4 separate regions of the Homo sapiens genome follow, and regions 2, 3 and 4 are each linked to region 1. The links are chromatin loops, found by intact Hi-C in ENCODE. Cell type or tissue: mammary epithelial cell. All regions are shown on one strand. Each heading gives the region's core, and the rest is flanking DNA. Links, peaks and the distances in the headings are about the cores only. Region 1 overlaps LOC107984449. Region 2 has its middle 53 kb from the start of LINC02376. Region 3 has its middle 43 kb from the start of LINC02376. Region 4 has its middle 16 kb from the start of LINC02375.

What was found. Peaks named below come from ENCODE experiments on the same cell type or tissue, not always from the same donor. Only the 100,000 strongest peaks of a DNase experiment are listed, where the experiment ranks them.
Region 2: it touches region 1 in a loop (8-fold over the local background); 1 of 110 quality-filtered maps calls a loop at or near these places.
Region 3: a loop joins it to region 1, with 6 times the contacts of the local background. A loop is called at or near these places in 1 of 110 quality-filtered maps.
Region 4: it touches region 1 in a loop (11-fold over the local background); 1 of 110 quality-filtered maps calls a loop at or near these places.

The regions. Positions count from the first base shown.
Region 1 is chr12:127,123,280-127,128,755 of GRCh38, reverse strand. All of the region lies in intron 2 of LOC107984449, which reads right to left. Among named protein-coding and RNA genes, the nearest start is that of LINC02405, 66 kb to the right of the region's middle. RefSeq lists enhancers at 2,816-2,885, 1,751-2,950. In mammary epithelial cell, for the core only: no CTCF peak of the experiment used is centred there; a DNase peak (open chromatin) is centred at 2,615; H3K27ac peaks cover 2,611 bases.
Region 2 is chr12:127,228,778-127,234,253 of GRCh38, reverse strand. No RefSeq gene overlaps it. Among named protein-coding and RNA genes, the nearest start is that of LINC02376, 53 kb to the left of the region's middle. In mammary epithelial cell, for the core only: no CTCF peak of the experiment used is centred there; a DNase peak (open chromatin) is centred at 3,223; H3K27ac peaks cover 2,670 bases.
Region 3 is chr12:127,239,119-127,243,776 of GRCh38, reverse strand. No RefSeq gene overlaps it. Among named protein-coding and RNA genes, the nearest start is that of LINC02376, 43 kb to the left of the region's middle. In mammary epithelial cell, for the core only: no CTCF peak of the experiment used is centred there; a DNase peak (open chromatin) is centred at 2,536; H3K27ac peaks cover 2,537 bases.
Region 4 is chr12:127,353,182-127,358,657 of GRCh38, reverse strand. No RefSeq gene overlaps it. Among named protein-coding and RNA genes, the nearest start is that of LINC02375, 16 kb to the right of the region's middle. In mammary epithelial cell, for the core only: a CTCF peak has its summit at 3,377 (motif pointing right); no DNase peak of the experiment used is centred there.

The DNA.
Region 1 (5,476 bases), core at 586-4,585:
ATGTAATTGTATTGCCAACCTTTCCTTAGAGTTGTATCTTGTTAATATTTTGTCAGTTGAATTTTGGCATCGTTCTCAGGTTTTGGCAGAATTGGAATAGTCATTAGCTAGCTGTCCCCATTCAAATAAGACTGCAGAAAAAGGAAGGAACAAATGTGAGTAAATCAAAGAGCTTTTCCTTTTCCCTGATTTTGTTGATTGCAATTCCCATATCTTGGTTCAGCTATCTCATTAGTGGATTCTGATGAAATTATTGAAGAAATTGAAGAGCTTTTGATACTCCTATACAGACCAATGAAAACAAGTCATTTGTAAGTAGTTTCTCAACACAGATTGCTGGATCCTTTAAAATCTGTGTTTCTCTTGCTCAGAGAGGAAACTGAGATCATCCCTCTCATTGTCATCAAGATAGAGCAGGCAGAGGGTGCCACCGACTCATCTGGGTGCCTTGACTGAAGTCCCAGAGGCCCCTCAGCCTCAGCGCACGTGCAGACCTGCAAGATTTCTCAGGGGGTTATTTCCTGATAGAACATCTTTCTCTTTCCAAGGCATTTCTTTGACTTATTCATAAATTTAACAGGTATCTACTGACTTCTGTCTGTGGCTTGGCCTTGTGCCCATCCCAGGGGTTAGAGTCAAAAGTCAGCCTCTATGCAGCCCTCATGGAAGTCAAAGTCCAGTGTAGGAGCTGGACGAGTCAAGGGTGGTGGCCTCTACTCCTTTTTTTGTATGGGGATGTTTTGCAAAAACAGCTGCTTTCAACATGTGCCCTGCCCAGAGAGCACCTGCACCATCTCATGCCAGTCCTAGGCAGGTAGCCTCTTTCTTGCATCTTCTATCTTCTCCCTCTACAACTCATCACCAACCTGGATGGAAGGGAGGGGAGACAAAGCAGGAGAAAAGAAGCCCCCTCTCTTCTCCCACAGCGTGTCCAGAGGGATAAGAGAGAGTCTGGGTATGCAGGTTGCTAACCCAGGATGGCTTATTTAAACAGTAAGCAAGAACATACACAAAAACAAACAAAATGAAAACTTTCATTGGACTTCTGTTGAAAATCCAGGAGACTATTATGTCTCAGAAGCCCACATTTCTATGGGGTGACCACTGGCTGGAGCTGTCGCCCCCTTAGACAGATCAGTTCCTCCTCCTGTCACTGCAGCCCACTCTGCTGCTCTGGGTTCTGTCATGAGCTGGATTGTGTGTGCTCATAATACGTATGTTCAACTTCTCACCTTCAGGACCTCAGAATATAACTGTATTTGAAGAGAGGGTCTTTAGAGAAGTGGTAATTTAATAAAAATGAGGTTGTTATGGCAGGTCCTAATCCAATCTGACTGGTGCCTTTATAAGAAATGGAGATTAGGCCAGACACGGTGGCTCACACCTGTAACCCTAGCAGTTTGGGAGGCTGAGGCCAGCGGATCACCTGAGGTCAGGAGTTTGAGACCAGCCTGGCCAATGTGGTGAAACCCCTATCTCTACTAAAAAAAAAAAAAAAAAGTAGCTGGATGTGATGACAGGTGCCTGTGAACTCTGGAAGCTGAGGCAGGAGAATCACTTGAACCTGGGAGGCGGAGATTGTAGTGAGCCAAGATTGCACCACTGCACATCAGACCGAGCAACAGAGTGAGACTCCATCACAAAAAACAAAAAAAGAAAAGAAAAGAAAAAGAAAAAAGAAAAAAAAAGGAGATTAGGATACAGACACTGAGTAGACTATGTGGGGACACAGGGAGAAGACGGCCACCTACAAGCCAAGGAGAGAGGCCTCAGAAGAAAGTCACCCTACAGACACCTTGATCTCAGACTTCCAGCCTCCAGAACTGTGAGGAAATGCATTTATGCTGTTTAAGCCACCCAGTCTGTGGAGCTTTGTTATGTCAGTTTGAGCAAATTAATATAAATTTCCATTGCTATGCCTCTTCCTTTTGACCCATGTATCTGATCTTCCTGGAGATTGTAGGCCATTTGGATGTGTGATTTTGATTTGAACTCATTTTTCATAGGTTTAATATACAAAGTTTTGCAATATGCAAGTGTAGTAGGGCTCCTAAAAATGTCCATAGGCTAGTCCCTGGAGCTGTTGAACATGTTATTTTGTAAAAGGGACTTTGCAGATGTGATTCAGTGCCTTGAATTGGGAGATCACCCAGGATTATCTGTGTGAGTCCTGTGTAATCATGTTTTCTAATAAGGAGAAGGACTGAGGGTCAGAGTCAGAGGAGAGGTGACCACAATAGCAGAGGTTAGAGTGTCAGGAGTGCTGGCAGAGGGACCTAAGGAAAGGACTGCAGGTGGCCTCTGGAAACTGGAAAACACAGCCAGGAGTACGCTCTCCCCTGGAGCCTCCGACAGGAACACAGAGCCAGGAGTAGATGCTCCCCTGGAGCCTCCAACAGGAACACAGCCCTGCTGATAGCTTGATTTCAGCCACACAGACTAATTTCTAGACTCTGACCTCTAAAAGTATAAGACAGCAAACTGATATTGTTTTAAGCCACCTTGCTTATTCATTTGTGAATATGGGCATCACTGACTCATCCCACTGGGATGTACACTGCCCAAGGCAGGAATCTTGCCTATCTTGTTTCATGCTGTGTCTGTGGCACCTAGAACAGTGCCTAGCACACACAATTACAAAAACAAAACAAAACAAAAACACAAAGTGCTCAGTAAAGTCCTGCTAAGCAAATGACTCATCCACATTTCCCAGCCATGGAGGAGTAGAGATGACACGCCCATCAGGCCATTCCACTCACTGGGAAACCCCCATGACTTGCACCTTTGCCTGAGGTTGGATGCAGAACCCTGTGGGCAGGAAGATAGACCGATGCTGTTGAGTGAATGATGATTAACTGAGTTCCATGTTTATGCATTTACAACACAGCAGGCTCTAAGTTAAGCATCTCTCATTTACTTCTCAGGACAGTCCTACAATACAGGTACTTTGATCATCCCCAGAGTGCCTAGGAGACAGGCTCACCAGTGAGGAGTGATGCAGCCCAGGACTCACAGTGGTGAGTAATATTCAAAATGCAAGCTGTTGCCTGCATATGGTCTGTGTGTGTCTCCATGACCGTGTTGTATATGGCAGCTGCTGTGGGGTAGAAACCCCCTAGTGGTTTTGGTGTCCTGAGAGCTGAGTTTAATATTCTACATCACTGCTGTGATACAGAGTCTGATTCCATTTTTAATGGTTGGCCCCTGACCCCTTTCAAGCCCCCACCCTCACCTGTCCTGGTAAGAAAGTCCAGCATCGCCTCCCTCAGCACTGTAGGGAGTTGAGCCATGCAAGCCAGGACTTGTGCACTGGAGCCCACCCCAGCCTGCCTCCCATTAGCAATCAGAGGCAAGGCTGCCCTCCCTCTATCCCCCACCCTCTATCCCCCACCCTCTATCCCCCTCCCTCTATCCCCTCCCTCTATCCCCTCCCTCTATCCCCCACCCTCTATCCCCCTCCCTCTATCCCCCACCCTCTATCCCCCACCCTCTATCCCCCACCCTCTATCCCCCCTCCCTCTATCCCCCACCCTCTGTCCCCCCCTCTATCCCCCACCCTCTATCCCCCACGCTCTATCCCCCTACCTCTATCACCCACCCTCTATCCCCCTCCCTCTATCCCCTCCCTCTATCCCCCTCCCTTTATCCCCCACCCTCTATCCCCCCTCCATCCCCCACCCTCTATCCCCCTCCCTCTATCCCCTACCCTCTATCCCCAACGCTCTATCCCCCTACCTCTATCCCCCTCCCTCTATCCCCCACCCTCTATCCCCCACCCTCTATCCCCACCCTCTATCCCCTCCATCCCCCACCCTCTATCCCCCTCCCTCTATCCCCCACCCTCTATCCCCCCTCCCTCTGTCCCCCCCTCTATCCCCTCCCTCTATCCCCCACCTTCTATCCCCCACCCTCTATCCCCCACCCTCTATCCCCCCACCCTCTATCTGCCACCCTCTATCCCCCTCCCTCTATCCTCCACCCTCTATCCTCCATGCTCTATCCCCCACCCTCTATCCCCCTCCCTCTATCCCCCACCCTCTATCCCCCTCCCTCTATCCCCCACCCTCTATCCCCCACCCTCTATCCCCCTCCCTCTATCCCCCACCCTCTATCCCCCTCCCTCTATCCCCCCACCCTCTATCCCCTCCCTCTATCCCCCACCCTCTATCCCCCTCCCTCTATCCCCCACCCTCTATCCCCCACCCTCTATCCCCCTTCCCTCTATCCCCCACCCTCTGTCCCCCCCTCTATCCCCCACCCTCTATCCCCCACACTCTATCCCCCTACCTCTATCCCCCACCCTCTATCCCCCTCCCTCTATCCCCTCCCTCTATCCCCCTCCCTCTATCCCCCACCCTCTATCCCCCTCCCTCTATCCCCTCCCTCTATCCCCCACCCTTTATCCCCTCCCTCTATCCCCCTCCATCCCCCACCCTCTATCCCCCTCCCTCTATCCCCCACCCTCTATCCCCCACCCTCTATCCCCCACCCTCTGTCCCCCCCTCTATCCCCCACCCTCTATCCCCCATGCTCTATCCCCCTACCTCTATCCCCCACCCTCTATCCCCCTCCCTCTATCCCCTCCCTCTATCCCCCACCCTTTATCCCCTCCCTCTATCCCCCTCCATCCCCCACCCTCTATCCCCCACCCTCTATCCCCCCTCCATCCCCCACCCTCTATCCCCCTCCCTCTATCCCCCTCCCTCTATCCCCTACCCTCTATCCCCAACGCTCTATCCCCCTACCTCTATCCCCCTCCCTCTATCCCCCACCCTCTATCCCCCTCCCTCTGTCCCCCCCTCTATCCCCTCCCTCTATCCCCCACCCTCTATCCCCCATGCTCTATCCCACACCCTCTATCCCCCCACCCTCTATCTGCCACCCTCTATCCCCCTCCCTCTATCCTCCACCCTCTATCCTCCATGCTCTATCCCCCACCCTCTATCCCCCTCCCTCTATCCCCCACCCTCTATCCCCCTCCCTCTATCCCCCACCCTCTATCCCCCTCCCTCTATCCCCCCACCCTCTATCCCCCTCCCTCTATCCCCCACCCTCTATCCTCCTCCCTCTATCCCCCTCCCTCTATCCCCCACCCTTTATCCCCCATGCTCTATCCCCCTACCTCTATCCCCCACCATCTATCCCCCTCCCTCTATCCCCCACCCTCTATCCCCCTCCACCCCCCACCCTCTATTCCCCTCCCTCTATCCCCCACCCTCTATCCCCCACCCTCTGCTCCACTCAAGCCATGGGCTCCATTGGTACTAGGAACAATCCTGCTGTCCCCAAAAGTCCCAGTTGTGACTAATAAACTGTTACATACATTTTATGTGCATTTTTGGATCAACAATCTCAACACTGGTCTCAGCATCCTAACCAATGTGTGGAGGGACTGGGGACAGGTAGGTCTTCCCTCCACCAGAAAACCACAAGTCAACTACTTAATATCTGAGTTACCTTGCAACGAGTGTCTCTA
Region 2 (5,476 bases), core at 809-4,808, 110 kb before region 1:
AAGGCAAATGATCCCATTCTTGAAGACATCAGTTTTAATTAATAGGTGCTCTTTTAAGAATTTATCAATCTTTCAAGATACTTCTTTTGGTTTCTGAAAGGTGATAAGAGATCTGGATAAGAACTGGAAGCATAATTCAATTAGAAATTTCATTCACAGGAAAGAGCCAATTATGATTATATTACAACAGCCTTCTTTGGCAGCTGTAGAGGAGAGAAACACAGATCTACAGGTTATATTCCTTGAAGCATTGTATTTGAGACTCTTACATATTTGTATCAAGTAGCATTTTAGATTGAATGTCAGATTTTTTTGCCTTTTCTTACCTTAACACACAATAAAACAAATGATCCACAAAGAATAAACTATTTAATCTGACATGTAAGGTTTTAAATATGCAAACATTTCAATATGTAATAAAGCAAGTAATAAATGAAGTTTGGTGTACTTTATAGATTTTTACAATGCTTTTGAAGAAAATTTGGTTAGAAACATTGTTTACTATTTAACCAATTACATTCTGGAACCTATTTTTTTGTTTGTTTGTTTTTTAGTGAATCCCAATTCAGAAATATTAACATCACCACAAATGTCACAGTGTCATTATAAAGACCGCACACTGTACATTGTTTTGAAGTATAATAGACTGAATTTAGAAGTGATGGAAATTGTTTTTTTAAGGCTTATGGAGTTTTCCTGTTTCTTCAGGGAATGAAGTTTTAATGAAATGGAGTTTGTATTGTTCACTTAGGGAGTATCTATCTATTACCCAGGACTTTTCTGAATTAGTTAGGAAAACGTGAAATACAGGAATAGACAAATCCTCAGATCCCAGGGGCTTAATCCAAAAGGTTAAGATAGCATCTAATTTGCTGTGGGTTAGAAAGGGAGATGCAACCATCACTCTGCTCTGCATAGTCACTCAGAGGCCCAAGCTCCTTCCATCACATGGCTCCACCATCCTGTATCCTGGCAGACCTCAGCTAGAACTTACACATCTGGCCAGTGCATGGGTAAGAGCACAGCTGGAGCACAGATTGATCACATGGGAGGATATTATGGTCCAAACCTGGGAGTAATAGGCATGACTCCTCACCCCAACTTCATTCATCAGACCCCAGTCACAAGGCCCACCGTACTACATTGGAGGATGGAAAATGCAGTCTAAATGAATACCCGGAACAAAAGGGAATCAGATTTTATGACCTATATCAATGTGAGCCACACATTCACTATATGTATTGATAGTACTCCATATTTAAACCCAACTCTGCAATACGGAATAGAAAAACAAACAAATAACCTACATCTCCCAGGCTTCCCGCAATAAGGATATTGCATTGGAGGTCTACTCTTAGGTTTGGTGATTTTCTAGGAGGCATCACAGGACTCAGCATATAAGTTTTACCTCCAGCTATGATTTATTATGGATACAAGCAAAATCAGCAAGAGGAAACGGCCCATGTGGTGAAGTCCAGAGAAAACCAGGCTAAAATTTTGAAGAGTCTTCTCTCTTTGTAGTAAACACTTTTAATTCCTCCAGCCTCAAATTGTGACTACAAGACACTCAAGACACTCTTCGTTCCCCCAGCCTCAAATCATGACTACACACTTGAAATATTATCTACGCTAGTTCCATTGGAAATTCAATGCCCAGGGCTTGTATTGGAAGCCAGTTACATAGGACCCCTCTGCCCGGCATGCAGCAAAATTCCAGACTCCTAGAAGGAAAGCAGCAATTCAGCAAGTGAAGCAGACATTTTTCCTGACTCCTTCATGGACGGGAACTGGAGTGTGGGTGCTGGAGCTAGCTGGTCACTTCGGTGACAGCAGGGACAAACTTCACTTACTCAAACCCATTGCTTCAACCCCTTATGAGAGGCAGCATGCAGGTGAGTGGGCGCAGGAGGTGGGGTGAGTGCCTTTGGGCACCAGCAGGAACAAAACTCCATGCAGGGCCTGCGGCAGTATCTAGGGGGATACCCACCACCCTCGAAGCCCTGGAGGGCGTGTGTTACAGTGCTCTCTTTTGGCCTTGCTGTCCATGGATGGCTTAAGTGTTAAACAGTTCAGTGGGCCCTCTGCCTTTTCACATGAAGTGGTTGCTCTCCACCAGCAAGGCCAGAGAGTCACTGTGACAGCCTTTAGCATTCACATCCGTGGCAGCCAAGCTCTTATTCAGTGTCCAGGAAAAATCAGGTCGCATGAATGAACTGAAGGGTGGTGAATGGGGAGGATTTATTGTTGATGAAAGTGGCTCTCAGGAAGGAGAGCTGGAAAGGGGATGGAGTGGGAAGGTGTTCCTCCCCCAGACTCCGTTCAGAAGCAATGCCGTCAGGCAATCCCTCTGAAGTCAAGCTGCTTCTCTCCATCATCAAATTGTAGTCTCCAACGTCCAGCTGCTTATCCTCTTCTCCTCCACTCTCTGCAGGTGGAACCTGGGGTTTTTATGGCACAGGATATGGGGTGGGGCAGGCCATGGGTGGTTTTGGAAAAGGCAACATTCAAGCACATGGAAGCCAGTTACATAGGAACCCTCTGCCCGGCGCGCAGCAAAATTCCAGACTCCTGGAAGGAAAGCAGGAATTCAGCAAGTGAAGCAGAACATTTTCCCTGTCCCCTTCATGGACAGGAACTGGAGTGTGGGCGCTGGAGCTAGTTGGCCACTTCGGTGACGGCAGAGGCAAACTTCACTTACTCACTTCACTTACTTCACTAAAAATAGGAATGCATCTTCTCATTTTGGCCCACAGTTCCAGGCTTGAGAGTGGGGCCCTTGCCAGAGACCTGCCCTTTTCTGCCCAGAATTTCCCTGTCTAGTGTCTCTATCACGAGGACCATGTTGTTTAGGCAAGGTAAGCCCCTTGTATCAGTTTTGAGAATGTGAGTACCTACCCAAAATCCAGGTTACCAGATGCCAGCCAATGGAGAAGCATCTCGAGCCGCCATCTCTAAGGATAGTGTAACTGCCCAAAGGGTCCACTTTGCCCGCTACCTAGACAGAGCTGATTTATCAAAACAGGGGAATTCCAGTAGAGAAAGGGTAATTCACACAGACCTGGCTATGTGGGAGGCTGGAGCTTTATTATTACTCAAATCAGTCTCCCTGAGCATTCGTGGATCAGAGTTTTTAAGGATAACTTCGTGGGCGAGAGGAAGTCAGTGAGTCAAGAATGCCAATTGGTTTGGTCAGAGATGAAATCATACGGAGTTGAAGCTGTCCTCTTGTGCTGAGTCAGTTCCTGGGTGGGAGCCACAATATCAGATGAGCCAGTTTATTGACTTGAGTGGTGCCAGCTGATCCATCACGTATAGGGTCTGCAAAATACCTCAAGCACTGGTCTTAGGTTTCACAATAGTGATGTTATCCCCAGGAGCAATTCGGGTAGGGTCAGAATCTTGTGGCCTCTAGCTGCATGACTCCTAAACCGTAACTTCTCATCTTTTGGCTAATGTGTGAGTCCTAAAAAGGCAGTCTAGTCCCCAGGTAAGAAGGGGGTTTGTTTTGGGAAAGGGCCGTTATTGTCTTCGGTTTATACTATAAACTATAAACAAAGTTCCTCCCAGAGTTAGTTCAGCCTATGCTTAGGAATGAACAAGGACAGCTTGGAGGCTAGAAGTAAGATGGACTTGGTCAGGTCTGATTTCTTTCACTGTTTCAGTTATAATTTTGCAATGGCAGTTTCAATAGCAGTCTTGGGCCTGCTGTGTCTACTTTTTCTTCACAGATTAGCATATAATTTTGAGTGGCAAGTGTGAGAGTTTTTAATATGGAAGCTGAATACATGAGAAAATTGATGGCCATCATCTCCTTGCTCATTTTTTTTTTTTTTTTGATGTGAGTGGTAGAAACATGGCAACCCTTCTGAGACTAGCTGGGGAAGCTTCTCAGGTATGGCAGAGCCTATGAGAGTCTCTTCCCTGGATGACACAGAATCCTTTTCAGAATTGTCCTTAAAAGCTCAGATTAGAACCCCTTCCTCACTTCTGACAATTCTCTTTGATGTTCACTAATAACTCCCTTCCTACAGATATTAAGTGAATCTTGTGAATGAATGACTCTTGTTTCCTGCAATGAGAATTATATTAAATATTATAGCCACATTGCTTTGGAATAAAACAAAAAAGCATCAAATCACAAACAAGAAATCCCAAGGAATTGCAAATATAAAGAAATTGCACACATGTAAATATAAAAATTTATTTTGCCACTTCTATTTTAACATTGTGGGATTTTATTTTTAAAAACTTTGATACTTGGCTTCTCTTGAAAAATCAGACTGGTTGGCAACTTTAAGGAAAAAAGCAGAGTTTGACAATAAATATAAGAGAATTTATGAGGCATATTCATTAATCACTGATTATTCATCAGCTAAGATAATTAATTGATTATTGAATGCCTACCATTCCCAGACCCTGGTCTAGGAGCAGAGGTTAAAGTAAAGATAACAAGAGGGGCGGATGCTCCACTTGTATATATACATATACACATATATATGTATATATAAAAAAAAGAGCCTGGGGCCCTGAATGACTCTATGGAGCAGCAGCTGCAGCCCCCACTGTGCTGCCCTGGACAGTGAAATGCTGAGATCTTTACTGTGTTATGCTCCTGAGATAATACCAACCCCTAAGCCCAAGCACTGACATGTGATTTCAGTACCCAAATTGGCATTTTTATTTAGGATTCAACTGGTGTCAATGTATTTTGAAGCAGAGGTTGTACTGCGAAGTATGTCTAGATGCAACAAGTAGACCCTCTAGATAAAAAACTGGTAAAAAAAATTTTTTTGAATTATTAGCCAATAATTAAAAATTCAGAAATTTTACATGAAGTGTAAATGTCCAGTATCTTCTTATGGTTGGCAGAATTTTATTCTCTCTGACCTTTTCCCTCCACATCTCACCTTTGAAGATGTCACCTTATATGGCAAGAATGACTTTGCAGATATAATTAAGATTACTAATTAGGTGACCATGGAATAGGGAGATAACTCTGGCTTATCCAGGTGGGCTCAATGTCATCACAAAAGCCCTTAAAAGCAGAGCTTTCTCTTGGCTGAGAGAGGATGAGGAAATCAGAGAGATTTGAAGCATGAGAAGGATTAAATGTGTCCTTGCTGGCTTGAAGACGCAGAGGTCACGTGGAAAACATGAGAAGGACATTAATTTTGCCAACATCCTGAATAAGCTGGGAAGAAGATTCTTCCCCAAGGCCTTCAGTGAGGAATGCCACCTTGCCAATACCTTGATTTCTGCCTTGCAAGACCCTAGAGGGAGAACCCAGCCTGGCAAAGCTGTTGACCTGGTGAAACTGTGAGATAATGAAATGAGCATTTTAACCAATGACATATATGGTAATTTCTCAGGCAGGAATGGAAAACTGACACACTTCTGAAAGCACGGGTACAATGGGGCCCAGGTGCCCACCTGGAAAGTGTTGAGTGGAGCCAAGTGTAGGTACTGACTTAAGGTG
Region 3 (4,658 bases), core at 659-4,658, 110 kb before region 1:
CCTGTGTCCATGCATCACCTGCTTCTTTAGTCTTTATTTGAAACTTCCATATCTGTTTATTTTCAGTGCTTTTATCTCCCAAGTCTCCTGACTAGACTGTAGATTTCATCATTTCATGAAGGAAGTATCTTGTTGTTGCTGTTTTAGTCCATCCATCACTTTACCTAGAACAAAAATGAGCACCTAGAGTCTGTCCTATCAATATTTGCTGATGAGTGAGTGAGTGAAGGAACACCTATATCTTGTCTTTTAACAGCTGAGAATTCTTTTAGCCTGTTTTTGATTGCTAAGAAAGTAACATACGACTTGTGCAGTGACTGCCCAGTAGTCCAGCTTATGATACATCTTACCTTTTCTTTTTTTATTCTGACAGGCAGTCTTGCCCTGTGCTGTTTTGCCCAGGCTGGCGGGCAGTGACTTGATCTCAGCTCACTGCAACCTCTGCCCCCTGGGTTCAAGCAATTCTCCTGCCTCAGCCTCCCGAGGAGCTGAGATTATAGGCGCCTGCCACCATGCCTGGCTAATTTATTTATTTATTTATTTTTTGTATTTTAGTAGAGATGGGGTTTCTCCATGTTGGTCCGGCTGGTCTTGAACTCCTGACCTCAGGTGATCTGCCCGTCTCGGCCTCTCAAAGCGCTGGGATTACAGGTGTGAGCTCCTGTGCATTTTTCTTTCTATTCTCCCCCAGCTTCGCATAAACCACCTCCAATACAAGTGAGATAAGATTCCTCTTTTATAGCTTTCTGCTGCTACTATGACTTCTTCTTCTCTTTCCTTTTCTGTGTTAAAATAGCTAGAATAGAAGATAACCTTCATTCTTCCAGTTTCAGTGTATCAAAAATTTAAATTTCCAGGAAGTTCAGATGGTCCTACTGGCTTGGCCTGCCCATGAAGGCCAACACTGGTTCTCCAAGTGGGGTGGTAGCTTCCCCATCCATCACTTGCTCATCCCTGTGCTCACCCTATCAGCAGTCCCTGCCCCATACAATGGGCACCTGCTTCATTAATTTGTCCCTAATCAAAATATGAGCTTTTGAGGGCACTGATGTGAACCCCATTCTTGTTCTTCTTGGCAGGGTGTATGTTGCAGAGGTCTGGTCAGTAAATATTTTTGGAAGGAATACATGGATGAATGAGTGAGCAAGCATTAGAATAAAATACGCTTTCTTGAGATATGCGTATCAAGTAAGTTAGCCATGCTCAGAAAGAAAATTACTACAAAGGTCCCATGTGTTTTGTGTGAGTGGTCCTGTTCTGTCAGGAAGTGTTTTTAGAAAGGGAATTATTGACAACATTTAAAATTCATAATATTTTATGTAAAAGTCCAGATTTTAGTTTTCTCTGGAAATTGTAGAAGTTCTGATCCCACTGACACTTGTTTCTGTCTGGTAAAAATCTGTGGAACACAAAGAGAGGCTGCTGACTTTAGAAGGACAATCCATGTCATCCCTTACTGTCTAATCCTGTGGCTGCTGACTTTGGAAGGACATTTCACACCATTGTTTACCGTCTAATACTATGTTGGTGTGGATTGCATTCACTATCATGACTCTGCCATTTTATTTACTTCTTCTAGTAATAGAGTTAAGAAAAAAGTGAAGTATTTCCTGTTTCATGTATTTATCAAAAAGGAATAAACAAAAACAAGATGAAGAGAACCAGTTGCTTCCAGAAAGGTGGGAGACCTCAGACTTTATTGTTATGAAAGCGAAAGAGATGGCTATGTGCTCAATATTCCAAAAAATGTATCCTGAAGAAAATTCCCCAGCATTCTTACTCATTCATATTCCTTCCTGGCCCCTGTAGGAATTTCAGCAGGGGACCCCATCATCTATGGACCAATGATCCTGAATGTATTATCTCATCCAGAGGGGCAGCAGGGATATCCCCAATGTTCCCTGAGCACTGGCATTGAGACACCAACATGGTGGCCACAAGGTCATGCCAAGGTCAATGCTGAGCCTTTCTTGCTCTTACTGCTCTTTTATGCTTGGATGAACTCAATAAAAGTCTCTTTTGAATACATTTTCTTTGGATGTGTTTTTGGACAATCATATGGCCACAGAACACATTTTAAATAGTGGCTGTGTGACTCGTTTAGCTTGGTCAAGCTGGTGTGTCCTCAGTATCAACTCTTCAGAGTTTCCAGTAAAATTGGATTATTTGGACTGAAGTCTGTATTTCACAATATTTACTGAAGAGTATTAAACAGGAAAATAAAATTAAAGTTGTGTGAAAGATTAAAGCTCTTTGGTGCTGAGAGACATCTGTTTATTGCTTTCTTTGTAAATGCGCATTAGCACAATAGGCAAAATGTGAAAGAAATTTAAATTAACGTAAAAAGACCCAATGCAAACGATTCTGCCATGCCCTTGAGAGAACGATCAATCTTGGCCATCTATAGTTAGAATAGCTGTGCTTAGAGAACAGAATGTGCCGTGGAATTCCCAGGATAGCTGCTGATGAACGTGCTTGAATTTCTACCCTGCAATTACTCATTGTCATATTCACCATCTTTCTTGCACTCATGCATTCCACATGTGTTAATGAGCACCTCCCACGTGGCAGGCTCTGTGCAATGTACAGTGGACACCTTGACAAATAAAGGATACCTGGTCCCTCCCTGGCCTCAGGCAAGGGCTGTAACCCAGGCCTGGCAGATTGGAGCTGATGGCCAAATGCAACTCTAAGTATGCTGAATTTTCTTTACATAATTTTCTTTTCTATTATCTTCATTTTATTTTATTTTCCTTTCTTTTGTCTTCATTCTCTTTTCTGTGGCAAATTGTGGTACCAACATTTAAACTTTAAAAGGTACCAGAGTAAAACCTAAATTTCTGGACTTTCTTGAAGAATAGGACGATCTGGCCACAGGGATCTCATGGCCATAGAATTCATTAGCAGGAGCTGAGAAGGGGCTTCAGACCTCAGGCTGGCCTCTGACACTGTCTTCCTCCTCTAATTCCCACCTGTCACCACCTGGCCCCTGTGTGCATTTGAGTTTGAACTCTTGGCTAAGAGAGGCCTCCAGGATTATGAAGAAGCGGGTTAATTTTTGACTCTTGAAAACTTACAGCTGTGTAACTTAGGCATAGTTATCCAACCCCTCAAAGCCTAGCTTCTGATTTATGACATGGAACAGTTATAGCACTATCTCATGGATGTGACTTAGGGAATAAATGAGGTAAAGTAAGCGTGCTTAGCATAGACTGTGCCCATCATCACTGCCAATTAAATGGTGGGTGTCAATAGCAGTAATCGGAGGAGTATCCTGATGTTCCTGGACTCAGCTCAAGGATTGGCTCTAAATAGGATTTTTAGGAGTTTTGCCAAACAAATGGCCAGGTGGCCTCTTTTTTTCTTATCAGTGAGCACAGCTGACGACACACACACACACAAACACACACTCAACAAATAATCCACCAAAACCCAACAGTATCATCACCTGTAATTCCATTTTTTAAAAACACAATATTAAGCTAGTTTAGAGGAAGCAATGGGTAGCTCTGAGGGGAGATATTAGCGATGGCTGACCCTGAGCATCTGAAATGATTGCTCGTGGTGCATCCACTCACCCGAGTGTGAGGGATATTGATCATGAAGTGCCTGGGACAAATGGAGAGGGAGAGCTGGGGAGGGGACCCTCATTAGAATCAAGGAATCCTAGTGGGGCGAGGGTAAAACCTGTCAGCATTGAAGGCAAAAATTGGAAGTAATCAAAAACTTCTTTGGAAACCTCTGTAATCTCCGACAAAGCCCAGCCCAACCCTCTTCCGATCCAGTGTTGTGGTGAATCACCGTTTCTGTAGCCGAGCTCTAAACGCAGAGGAGTACTGGCATTGAGGGCCAAGTGGTAGCAAAAATAAAATAAAATAAAAAAATCTCTGAGCATTGGAGGAGCCTTCACTGACTTCATGCTCACTGAGGGGTGTTGGTTGAGTAGAATGGTGGTAGAATTTTTGCCTATTTATTTATCCAACCCTCCTTTCTCTTCTTCCAGAGATACATGCTCAAATTTATGTAATTTCAAACTATTCAGGAAACTTGGAGCTAATACTTGAAAAGTAAACAATACTTATTTTGTGGGTTTCTAGAAATTAAGATTAAAATAACAATATCACAAAAGCTTTCCAAAACTGGACCAGACTGCCCTGGGAGCTAATGAGCGCTCTGTCAGTGAAAGCAGATTTAGGAAAAATGAGGCTCCCTGTCCATGTCTCATCCAGAGGTTGTCTCGTTTGTCATTGTTGTTTGCTTCTTTGATTTTTGATCTAACAGAAACTGGCATAAGATAAAATAAGCACAAAATGGAATCGACTCTTGGAATTTACAGAAAAGCAAAGTAAACTATGGCTCAGAGAATTAGCAGGAGCCAAGAGGGCCTGCGTAGTTTAGCAATACAACCATAAACTTCACCAGGATGATGTGGCTAAGACATGGCTACTGGTGCTGGCACCACTGAACACTCACGTTGACCCCATCTAACCAAGAGCCACACATAGACCACCTTTCTATACAACAACTGGCAGGAGACAGGAGGCAGGAGGCGCACGTGTGGCTTTCTGAGTGGAAGGACCATCTAGACACATTTAGTTAGCTTTATACTCCAGCAATCAACTTACTAGATGAAAGACAGTCCCTGGAAAAATGTCAGC
Region 4 (5,476 bases), core at 881-4,880, 230 kb before region 1:
GACATAGGATATTACTTTATAAAAAATAAGTCTTTACCAGCTCAATAGTTAAACATGGTATTCCATTTTAATGTTCATTGGCTTTAGTTCTGAAGATCTGAGTGTGCTTAGCCATATGTATAAAAATCACCTGCGTGGTAGCTCATGTCTGTAATCCCAGCAGTTTGGGACGCCGAGGCGAGTGGATCACCTGAGGTCGGGAATTCGAGACCAGCCTGACCAACATGGAGAAACCCGGTCTGTACTAAAAATACAAAAAATTAGCCTGGCGTGGTGGCGCATGCCTGTAATCTCAGCTACTAGGGGGGCTGAGGCAGGAGAGTCGCTTGAATCTGGGAGGTGGAGGTTGCGGTGAGCTGACATCATGCCATTGCACTCCAGCCTGGGCAACAAGAACGAAACTCCATCTGAAAAAAAAAAAAAAAAAAAAGAATTACCTGGAGCTTCAGTATCCAGTCTGCATAGTTAACAATATTGTTCACTCATTTGTTCATTCATTCAACACCTATCAATGGGGCACCTCATCTATTCTAGGAACTGGGGATATAGAAAAGAAAAAAATTAACAGAAATCCCTGGCTCTGTATAGAAAGAAAGTAGACCCAATCTATAAATATATAGACTGTTAGACAAGTTGCTAAGGAGTAAAATAAAGCAGAGAAACACAAAATAATATTTTGATATGTAAAGATTCATTTTTCAGGGAAGTTGCCCTGAGAAAGTCAACTAAAAATGTAAGGAAATGGTTAAAGAAATCCTGCCAACACCTGGAGAAAGAGCAGTTCAGTAGACAGTGTGACATGTGCCAAGGTCCTGAGGCAGGAACGTGTCTGGTGTGTTAAAGGAACACCAGGGAGAACAGTGAGACCAAGGGGAGAAGGAGGAGATAAGTCTGAGAGTAGGAGAGACAGGGAGAGACTGTGTTGAACATTATAGACTCCACTTCTATAAACGCTTTGACTGTGTGTGTGACATGGGTTGAGAAGAAGAGGCTGATAGACGTTTTAACAGGATTACTTTGCTGTCAAGCAAAGGCCGACAAGTAATAAGGGCAAAAGCTAGGGATACTAGGGAGTGCACTGCAGTGATTGAGGCAAAGATGACAAGGGCTTGAGTCAGGGAGGAAGCTCTGGAGGTAGAGGTGGTGAGAAGTGTTCAGATTCTTAATTCATGAAGGTAGAGATGAGATTTGTTGATGGATATCATCTTAGGTGTAAAAAAAATGAGAAATCAAGATTCTTTTTTCTTTTACAAACAGAAAATATAGAGCTGCAATCAATGGAGACCAGAAATTTTACAGGAGAATTGATTCTGGGAGGGTTGGAGGAACATTCATCTTTGGCAGAGGCCAGAAAACTAAAGCCCATGGACCAAGTCTGGTCCACAATGTTTCTGTAAATAAAGTTTTATTGGACTGATATGGTGTGGCTCTGCATTCCCGCTGAAATCTCATCTCAAATTGTAATCCCCACGTGTTGAGGGAGGGAGGTGACTGGATCATGGGGGTGGCTTCCCCCATGCTGTTCTCATGAGAGTGAGTGAGTTCTCATGAGATCTGATGGTTTTGTAAGTGTTTGACAGTTCCTCCTTCACTCACTCCTCTCCTCTTGCAGCCTTGTGAAGAAGGTGCCTGCTTCCTCTTTGCCGTCTGCCTTGATTGTAAGCTTCCTGAGGCCTCCGCAGTCAGGTAGAACTGTGAGTGGTTTTTTTTGTTTTTTTTTTTTTTGAGACGGAGTCTTGCTCTGTCGCCCAGGCTGGAGTGCAGTGGCGTGATCTCGGCTCACTGCAAGCTCCACCCCCCAGGTTCACACCATTCTCCTGCCTCAGCCTCCCGAGTAGCTGGGACTACAGGCGCAAGCCGCCACGCCAAGCTAATTTTTTGTATTTTTAGTAGAGACGGGTTTCACCGTGTTAGCCAGGATGGTCTCGATTTCCTGACCTTGTGATCCGCCGGCCTCGCCTCCCAAAGTGCTGGGATTACAGGCGTGAGCCACTGTGCCCGGCCAGAACTGTGAGTCTATTAAACCTCTTTCCTTTATCATGACTCTGTCTCAGGTAATATTCTTTATAGCAGTGTGAAAACGGACTAATACGTGGACCACAGCCATGTCTCTTTTTTTATGTATTGCCTATGGCTGCTTTCAGCTACAACAGAATTTAGTATTTGCAACAGAGATTCTATGGCTTGTCAAGATATTTACTAAATAGAATAGGCACTATTGGTTCCTTTTAAACTCCTGACCTACAGTACTGACAATTATTCAATGAACTGCATTACTTAAAATTTAAAAATGGGGTCATTTATGAAATTCAAAAGTATCCTATGTGTAAAAATGTGGAAATAATGTTGGATGTTGCATTGTGGAAGCATTTTTTTTTCAGGAAAAATTTGGATTTTGAAAATCATATTCAAACCTGCGTGTCTATATAAGACTTTTTAAATGAATGGCCACAGTTCAGTTTGTGACTGTAAAGTCTGTGTCTTCAAATGAGAGAAAAGCTATTTCTGTCAAGAACGACAAATGGTTCCTTTGCCTTTCTATGGGCCTCCAGGTTCCTCTGTAAGAAGTAAACTTCCAATTTTCTCTTCAGTTCCTTGCAGTAATAGAGGCTGTCACTTTGTATTATATATTAATACCAAAGATCATTTAAAACTTCACCTCATAAAATAACCTGTGTAATTTTCTCCTCAGGTAAAAATGAGAAAAAAAAATAATGACCACTATATTAGATAATGGCACCTTATTGCCTGTAACTGACTCTAAACTCCTGGTGAAAATGCAGATGAAGAAAGTCACCTGCTTGTGTTTTTCTCCTGGACTAATGCAGAGTATTGGATCCCTAGAGGCTCACGGGTCACCGTGAATGACTGCACATTTTCTCAGGAGAGATGAAGAGCGGGGTGCCCTATGGTCTGAGCTTTGGGGAGGGCAGGGGTGGAGCTGCCTTAGCCTCGCTCCGTGTCTAATCACGTCATGGGGGCAGCATAGTTTGGAGCCGTGATCTAGACAAAGCACAGTTCTGACCCCAGAGAGTCATTGTATGATGCAATCCCATCCTAGGAAAACCAAAAGTCGCCTTGCAAAAGCCACCTCATCATACTCCCTGGATCCCCCCCATGCCTTCCCTCACCAGAAGGGGCTTCCTCCCTTTGCTCAGCTCACTTTTCCCAGAATGTCACTGTTGTATTTCCCTAAAAGATTTGTGGCATCTGCTTTTTGGATGATGGGTTAACCTCACGATGTGGATGAACTTCTAGCTAGTAGCTACTTGGTGTGATTTTACTTGAAATCCATTTTACAGTTTTAGAATGTAAAATGTCTCAGTAGATAAAGCCACATAGGGATGGCCTGGGGAATCATGAGCACATTCCTCCAGTAGAGGTCAGTGGAGGGGCACAGGGCCATCCAGCTTGGCTGCAGTAGGATCAGGTTCTGTCCCAATTGAGTGTCCGCCCAGCCTAAGCATGTCTGAACACACTCAGGACTGCTGAGTAAGGTTGTGCAGGTTGTGCACTGCCCATGGACATGTTTAAGGCAATGTAATTCACATCCTAGACATTGTAGATGTATGAATTTAGTAGGACAGCTGTACAAAAGATGGCAAGAAAGTGTCTTGTTCTACCCAAATTGATATATAAGGACAATTTTGTCAGGGATGGAAAAGGCACTATTTTCTAATTTGCATAGGCTCTTTAGGGACTATCTCTATGTCATTGGGGCACAGGATCTGAAAAGCCAAAGCTTCCGAGTCCCTAAAGAGCCAAAGCTCCCAAGTCCCTAAAGAGTGCAGCTTTTCTGCACTGAATACCCTTTAGGGAATGTACTATTTCCTGCAGTGGCCCAGAACAGTCATTCATTCAACAACATTTAATGAATGTTAAATGAGCATCTAGTAGACGCCAGTCCCAAGGCTGGGCTGCAGGATGGAATGGAGAGCAAAAGGAACAAAGAGCCCCGTCCCTATGATCCAACAGAAGGCTGACACGAAGCAACCAAGAACACACTTGACGATGTGAGTGCAATTCTGTCTACTGTGGTAGTGCGGTCACTACCAGGCCAGTCTCGGGTGTTATGAGAGCAGAGAGTGGGTGTATGGGCAGGTCTGCTGGGGCTCCGGGGAAGCTCTGAACATTGAGAGGAACACTGCATCAGAGGTTGGATAGTTCAGGTCCGGTGGAGTCTTACAAGGAAAGCCGTGAAGGCTGAGGGTGTCCCCAGGTTGAGAAGAATCATCCCAGAAGGTACTACGAGTTCACACAGTGAACAAGCCCAGTGTTAAATAAAACTGAAGCATGTAGAGAGAAAACTTTAATTGTCTTTCAACCTTTATGATTGGTAAAGAACAGACACTCCTTTGGATTGTACTGTGTATTTAATAATTCTAACATTTTCCAGTATCCCTTTTTAGCAGACATATAGTAGCCTTTTGACCCAACAGTGGAAGTGAGAAACCCATCACTTTCCTAAAATTAAGGCAATGGCGCTGGTTGCACCCCCACTTCCCTCCACCTCCACCAACACACACAAAGCAGGAAGGAATAACAAGATTTACTACATAACAAAGTTTTCAGAGGAGATCAGGGCAGGCTTACAAGCAGCTGCATAAATGTTTTGGGAGCACAGAAATAGATGGCCAGCTTGGGTTATATGCTGGTTAGGATGGGGCTTCCTTGTGTTGCCAGGACATACGTGGTTCAAACTTCATGCCAGCACCACGAGAAGCAGTGCACAGACTTTTTTGCTTGTGGGTTCTGATGTGGGGCAAGGCAGGGAAAGGAAAGAGTGAGGACTGACAGCTTGATAAAAGATTCAGGCTCTTTTGACGTTAGTAGTAGTTTAGTGAAAACAAGGATACTCTGGCGGGCCCACTTAACCACCCAGAAAATGATATCTGCTCTTCCGTGAATATGTGGGCTTTCTAAATCCTGACAGTTCATTAAGGTCTGGAACCAAAGAATATAGGTTGGTCACTGTTGTGGCTTCTCAGGACCAAGAATGGCCCAGAGCCTGGAACTGCCCATTTATGAGGAAGCCACCAGCAGTCCTGGCTTTGAAATTCATTTCCCTAAGCACAGGGAGCAGGGGATAGCTGGATTAGAGAATGATGCCCTCATCAACAGTGTCAGATGATGCACATGAAAGACCCGTGCAGGCCCTCCCCAGTTGTGGATGAGGCCACTCGTTCTGGGTCCTAAATAGCACTGTAGAACAGTGGATGATGGTGCTTACCCAGGGCAGTTTGGAATATGCAATTGCTGGCTGCAAGGCAAGAGGGTCCTGAGAAGCTTGGGACTATCTCTGTGTCATTAGGGCACAGGATGTGAAAAGCCAAAGCTACCTAGTGCCCCTCTCATGCAAAGGTCCTTAGGAAGCTTGTGGGTTACCTGCCAAGATGGAGCTCAGTTTAGAGAGTACTACTAACTTCTCAAGTACAGGCCAGGGCTGCCTACTGCTGCAGAGACATGGTGGGTGAAC